2 separate regions of the Homo sapiens genome follow, and region 1 is linked to region 2. The links are chromatin contacts, found by Hi-C or POLR2A ChIA-PET in ENCODE. All regions are on one chromosome and are shown on one strand. Each heading gives the region's core, a stretch centred on a gene start or an enhancer-like site at or near the end of the contact. The rest is flanking DNA. Distances are from core to core; before and after follow the strand shown.

Region 1 (2,700 bases), core at 40-2,539, 190 kb before region 2:
TTCTTAAATCATGTACACACATACCCACACACACACACACACACACACACACACACCCAGAAAAACCTATCAAACTTCTCTAACCCTTAGTGATAAGAATGGAATAATGGATTTTGACCTTAATCCTCAAAATCTATTTTGAGAATTTCTTTATTTTTAGATTTTGTTTTATTTTGTTTATTTATTTATTTGTTTGTTTTTTGAGACGGAGTCTCATTCTGTCGAGGCTGGAGTGCAGTGGCATGATCTCGGCTCACTGCAACCTCCGCCTCCCAGGTTCAAGCGATTCTCCTTCCTCAGCCTCCTGAGTAGCTGGGACTACAGGCACCTGCCACCACACCCAGCTAATTTTTGTATTTTTAGTAGAGATGGGGTTTCACCATCTTGGTCAGGCTGGTCTTGAACTCCTGATCTTGTGATCTGCCCACCTTGGCCTCCCAAAGTGCTGCGATTATTTATTTTTTATTATACAAATTTTATTTTATTTTTTAAGACACAGGGTCTCACGTTGTTGCCCAGGCTGGTCTGAAACTCCTAGCCTCAAGTGATGCTACCACCTCAGTCTCCCGAGTAGCTGGGATTACAGACCTTACTTAACTTTAAGAAGTATCATTAGGATTGATAAGAGGCTGGGTATAGTGGCTCATGCCTGTAATCCTAGCATTTTGGGAGGCCAAAGGCAAGAGTATCCCTTGAGCCCAAGAGTTTGAGATCAGCCTGGGCAACATGGCAGGACGCTGTCTCTACAAAAAAAAAAAAAAAAATTAAATTAGCCAGGCATGGTGGTGCATACCAGTGGTATATGCCTGTGGTCCCAGCTACTCAGGAAACTGAGGCAGGAGCCTGAGCCCAGGAGGTTGAGGCTGCAGTGAGCTGTGTTTACGCCACTACACTCCAGCTTGGGCAACAGAACAAGACCTTGTTTCAAAAAAAAAACAAAACGTATTAACGAGAGAAAACGCCACCACGCTCTGTTGTTTTGAGAGTTTCTTACACTTCACTTTATACTCAGTCTCTACTTCAGCTCTATGCTTTCTTGTTAATCAGTGTTGGGAAGGTAGACAGAAATAGATTAAGAGATTATAGCAGGGACCTTATCTGTCCTTACTCATAGCTCTCCCAGTGGAGTCTGTAGTCCATATCTGATGGAATGGAGAAAGGACAAGAGTACAGTGGCTTCCGCTGAGCTGTTCAGAGGATGTGGGTAGCATGAACTTTTCTTAGGAAGCATGCCATCCGAGAGATTCTCAGAAAGAATCTGGCATCGTGAGTCACCTGTCTGAAGACTGACTCAAGGTCAGGCCAGGACCTGGAATCTAGATTTTATCTTGACTACCTTTTAACCAGTTAAGCCTAATAAGCTTAAAGATGTAAGTGGAATCCAAAGGAAGAGGATGTGGGCAGGGGGATACACTGGGAAAGAGAGACTAGAATGAGATGTACTAATTATCCATGGTTTTATCTTGTTCTCCTCTCTGTGATAATCTACTGCCAGTAAACACACTGACCAGTCAGCTTTCCTTCTATGCCTTTCACGTTTTTTTTTTAGCTCTGTCTTTTAATTTGGAAACACAAGGCTTGGAGGATGGAGAAGTTAGTTATACCTATGCAATTTGCCTTTTTCTGGGAAACTTAGCTTGTGCACAAATGATTTTAATTTCTCTTTTTGTATACGTGACAAGTCACATCAACAGGTATTTACTGGTGGGAAACAAAATCACTAAAAAATGAAAGTATTGTTTTATGCCAGATATGCAAGTTTATCAGACTTGCATCTAGGTTTCCTGTTTTTTAAGTCTAGTGCTTGGGATGGCGCTTCAACTTCCTAGACTGAAAATCACTTTTTCCATTAGATCAGTGTGTCTGTAAATGAAATGTTGATGATGGAATAGGTCAGGAGGGGATTTGGAAACCTTAAGAGTATGTGGGGCCAGGCATGGTAGCTCAAGCCTGTAATCCCAGCACTTTGGGAGGCCTAGGCGGGTGGATCACCTGAGGTAAGGAGTTCGAGACCAGCCTGGCCAACATGGTGAAACCCCATCTTTACTAAAAATACAAAATTAGCTGGGCATGATGGTGCATACCTGTAATTGCAGCTACTTGGGAGGCTGAGGCAGGAGAATTGCTTGAACCCGGGAGGTGGAGGTTGCAGAGAGCCAAGATTGCGCCACTGCAGTCCAGCCTGGGCAACAAGAGCGAAACTCCATCTCAAAAAAAAAAAAAAAAAAGTATGTGAGATAATGTTTGAGATCTGTTGTGTTTTACCACGTGCCTTTTTAGTTCACTGTTACTTACTTACCTTTAAGAAGTATCATTAGGATTAATAAGAGAAAAAATATATGTGTAATTTATAGATGTCTATATGTATTTAGAGCAGGCAGTATAGCTTAGGGGATAAGAATTCTGACAGGCCTAAGTTTAAATCCAAGTCCACCACTTAATAGCTGTGACCTTGGACTAGTTACTTAAGTCTCTCAGCCTCAGTTTTCTTATCTACAAAATGAGGATAATAATATAATACCTACCTCAGGGTGATTGTGAGGATTAGATGAGGTTGTACATGGAAAGCATGTGGTAGTAGGTAAGCGCTCAGTAAATGCTAGCTATTCTTATTAGTCTTAACCTGGGCGCCTGGGCTTCATTGATGTGCTTTGGGTATCTTGTTTCTGGGATAAGTCTGTGAAGTTTTGTGTGTCTGTT
Region 2 (2,700 bases), core at 140-2,639:
AAGGCAGCATTCAGTGTGGGAGAAAATATTTGCAGACCATATAACTGATGAAGAGTTAATATCCACAATATACTATAAGGAACTCATACAACTCAATAGCAAACATACACTAACAAATTAAAAAGTGGGCAAAGGACTTGAACAGACACTTTTCCAAAGAAGACATATAAATGGCCAACAGGTATATGACAACTGAATCAACTTCACAAGTCATCTGGAAAACACAAATCAAAACCACAGTTAGATACCACCTCATACCTATTAGGATGGCTATTACAAAAAAAAAAAAAAAACAACAAGATAAGTGCTGGCAAGGGTGTGGAGAAAAGGGAACCCTAGTATACTGTTGATGGAAATGTAAATTGGTCTGACCATTATGAAAACATATGGCAGTTTCTCCATCATTTTCCATACCACTCACCAGAAGAGCCAGGAAAGGTCAGCTGTGGAACTAAGAGATCTCACTTGGGGCAGGGTGCACCTTTAGGCTGCATACTTCTCTTGGCACTGGTGGTAGGACTCGGAGTCCGGGGGAACTCTTGGTAAAACTTTGAGAAATATAAGGTCAAGGATTAACACCTAATTTTCTTTTTTTAATTTTTTTGTAGAGCCTCAAACTCCTGGGCTCAAGCGATCCATTCGCCTCGGCCTCCCAAACTGCTGGGATTACAGGCATGAGCCATCGTGTCTGGCCTAAACGTTCTAAGTAATCAAAAAAAGAGAGGGTGGAGAATCTAAATGTTCATCAAAACAAGTTGCTTAAAGTATAAAATATGTACTCATAGGGAATATTGAATGAGAAAAGCAAGTAAGGAGCCAGGAAGTCATGAATCTTTCCTAACAATAACTAAAAATCTGAACAAATAGAAAAATCAATAACTCTTCTTAGATCTGTAGAGAGATAAGGTTACAGGGCAAACTGAAGAGATAAACAAGAGAATATCAAAAATCACAATTTACTGGCGCAGAAATCTCAGCAGGGGCCGGGCGCGGTGGCTCACGCTTGTAATCCCAGCACTTTGGGAGGCCGAGGCGGGCGGATCACGAGGTCAGGAGATCGAGACCACAGTGAAACCCTGTCTCTACTAAAAATACAAAAAATTGGCCGGGCGTGGTGCCGGGCGCCTGTAGTCCCAGCTACTCGGAGATGCTGAGGCAGGAGAATGGCGTGAACCCGGGAAGCGGAGCTTGCAGTGACTTGAGATCACGCCACTGCACTCCAGCCTGGGCAACAGAGACACTGTCTCAAAAAAAAAAAAAAAAAAAAAAAGAAAAAAGAAAAGAAATCTCAGCAGGAACCAGGGCTAGGGCAGGAAAACCTGAACTGTAATTGAATTGCCGGAGGCCCAGTGTAGATAAGTTTGAGAGAGAAAAATTCCAGAGTGACTCAGCCATAAGGAGGGGATGATCTCCACACTTTCATGAGTTTACCCATAGGAATTCAAAGAGGTTCTCAAATATTGTTCTCTTTTTATTAGAGAAAAATCTCCTCCTGCTTCCATGTCCCTGGCAGAGGGGATAGGAAAAGTAACCATTTGAAATATACCTGGACACTCTATTCTTCTCTTCTAAACAAAGTCTGCCCTTGGGAAAAACTGTTTAAATAGAGCCTAATGCTCTTGATTTATAGGAGCCTAAATGATGCCGGAGAAGGGAAATAAGAACTCCAGTCTCTTCTAGCCTTCCACATGAAAACTGAAAATACCCAGCTGCAGCCCACTCTAGCCATCACGTCCCACCTAACAGGGATCGGGGCAGATAGGAACTGAGAAGCACTTGTGAAATTCAGTCTAGAGACACAGGTTTACTAAAAGACTGAGACCTCTTCACAGAACTATAGAACTCTTCCTCTCCCCCTCCCCCACTGTATACCACACTACTAAAGGTCTAGTTACAGCACTTCCTTTTACTCCGTATATCCTGTCCAGCTATGAAGAAAACATTGCCAGGCATACTAAAAGGCAAAAAAAAAAAAAGAAAAAAAAAAGGCTTTAAAGAGACAGAGAGCAAGCCTCAGAACCAAACTCAGATATGACTGGGATGTTGGAATTATCAGACCAGAAATTTAAAACAACTATGATCACAATGCCAAGGGCTCTAATGGATAAAGTAGACAGCATACAAGAACAAATGGGTCGATGTAAGCAGAGAGTTTAAATTCTAAGAAAGAACTAAAAAGAAATAAATACTAGAGATCAAAAACACTGTAATAGAAATAAAGAATGCCTTTGATGGGCTTTTTGGTAGACTGAACAAGGCTGAAAACAGAATATTTGAACTTGAAAATAACTGCCAAAACTGCAAAAATAAGTAAGACTATATAAACAGAATCTCCAAGAACTATGGGACAACTACAAAGGGTATAACATATGTGTAATGGAAATAGCAGGAAGAGAATAACCAGAGAAAGGAACAGAATAAATATTTGAAGCAATAATGAAAGAGAATTTCCCTCATACTAATTTCAGACACCAAATCACAGATCACAGAAGTTGAGAGAACACCAAGTAGAACAAATGCCAAACAAACAAACAAAAGCCCTACAACCAGGCATGCATATATAAGTTGCAGGAAATCAAAGATAAAAAATTCTGAATGAAGCCCGGGGAAAAAGACCTTACTTGTAGAGGAGAAAAGATGAAAATTATGTCCAACTTTTCCTCAGCAAGCATGCAAGCAAGAAGAGAATGGAATGAAATA

Evidence for each region. A loop is a pair of places that touch in the nucleus more often than their neighbours do. ChIA-PET counts read pairs that join two places held with the same protein, here RNA polymerase II (POLR2A). Pooled maps may share reads with other maps.
Region 1: a pooled map shows a loop between it and region 2 (6-fold over the local background). The contact joins two enhancer-like sites. A Hi-C loop is called at or near these places in 2 of 50 pooled maps. POLR2A ChIA-PET finds 5 or more read pairs at or near these places in 3 of 52 experiments (A673, PC-9 and activated CD8-positive, alpha-beta memory T cell).

What each region holds. Positions count from the first base shown.
Region 1 is chr10:99,965,025-99,967,724 of GRCh38, reverse strand. The region is part of intron 3 of DNMBP (dynamin binding protein); the gene reads left to right. Among named protein-coding and RNA genes, the nearest start is that of DNMBP-AS1, 39 kb to the right of the region's middle. Within about 2 kb of position 1,289, at least 6 of the 41 ENCODE cell types and tissues checked have a DNase peak (open chromatin) inside an H3K27ac peak, as active enhancers do; they include PC-9, where a contact is called at or near this core.
Region 2 is chr10:99,778,665-99,781,364 of GRCh38, reverse strand. No RefSeq gene overlaps it. Among named protein-coding and RNA genes, the nearest start is that of ABCC2, 2.6 kb to the left of the region's middle. Within about 2 kb of position 1,389, at least 10 of the 41 ENCODE cell types and tissues checked have a DNase peak (open chromatin) inside an H3K27ac peak, as active enhancers do; they include PC-9, where a contact is called at or near this core.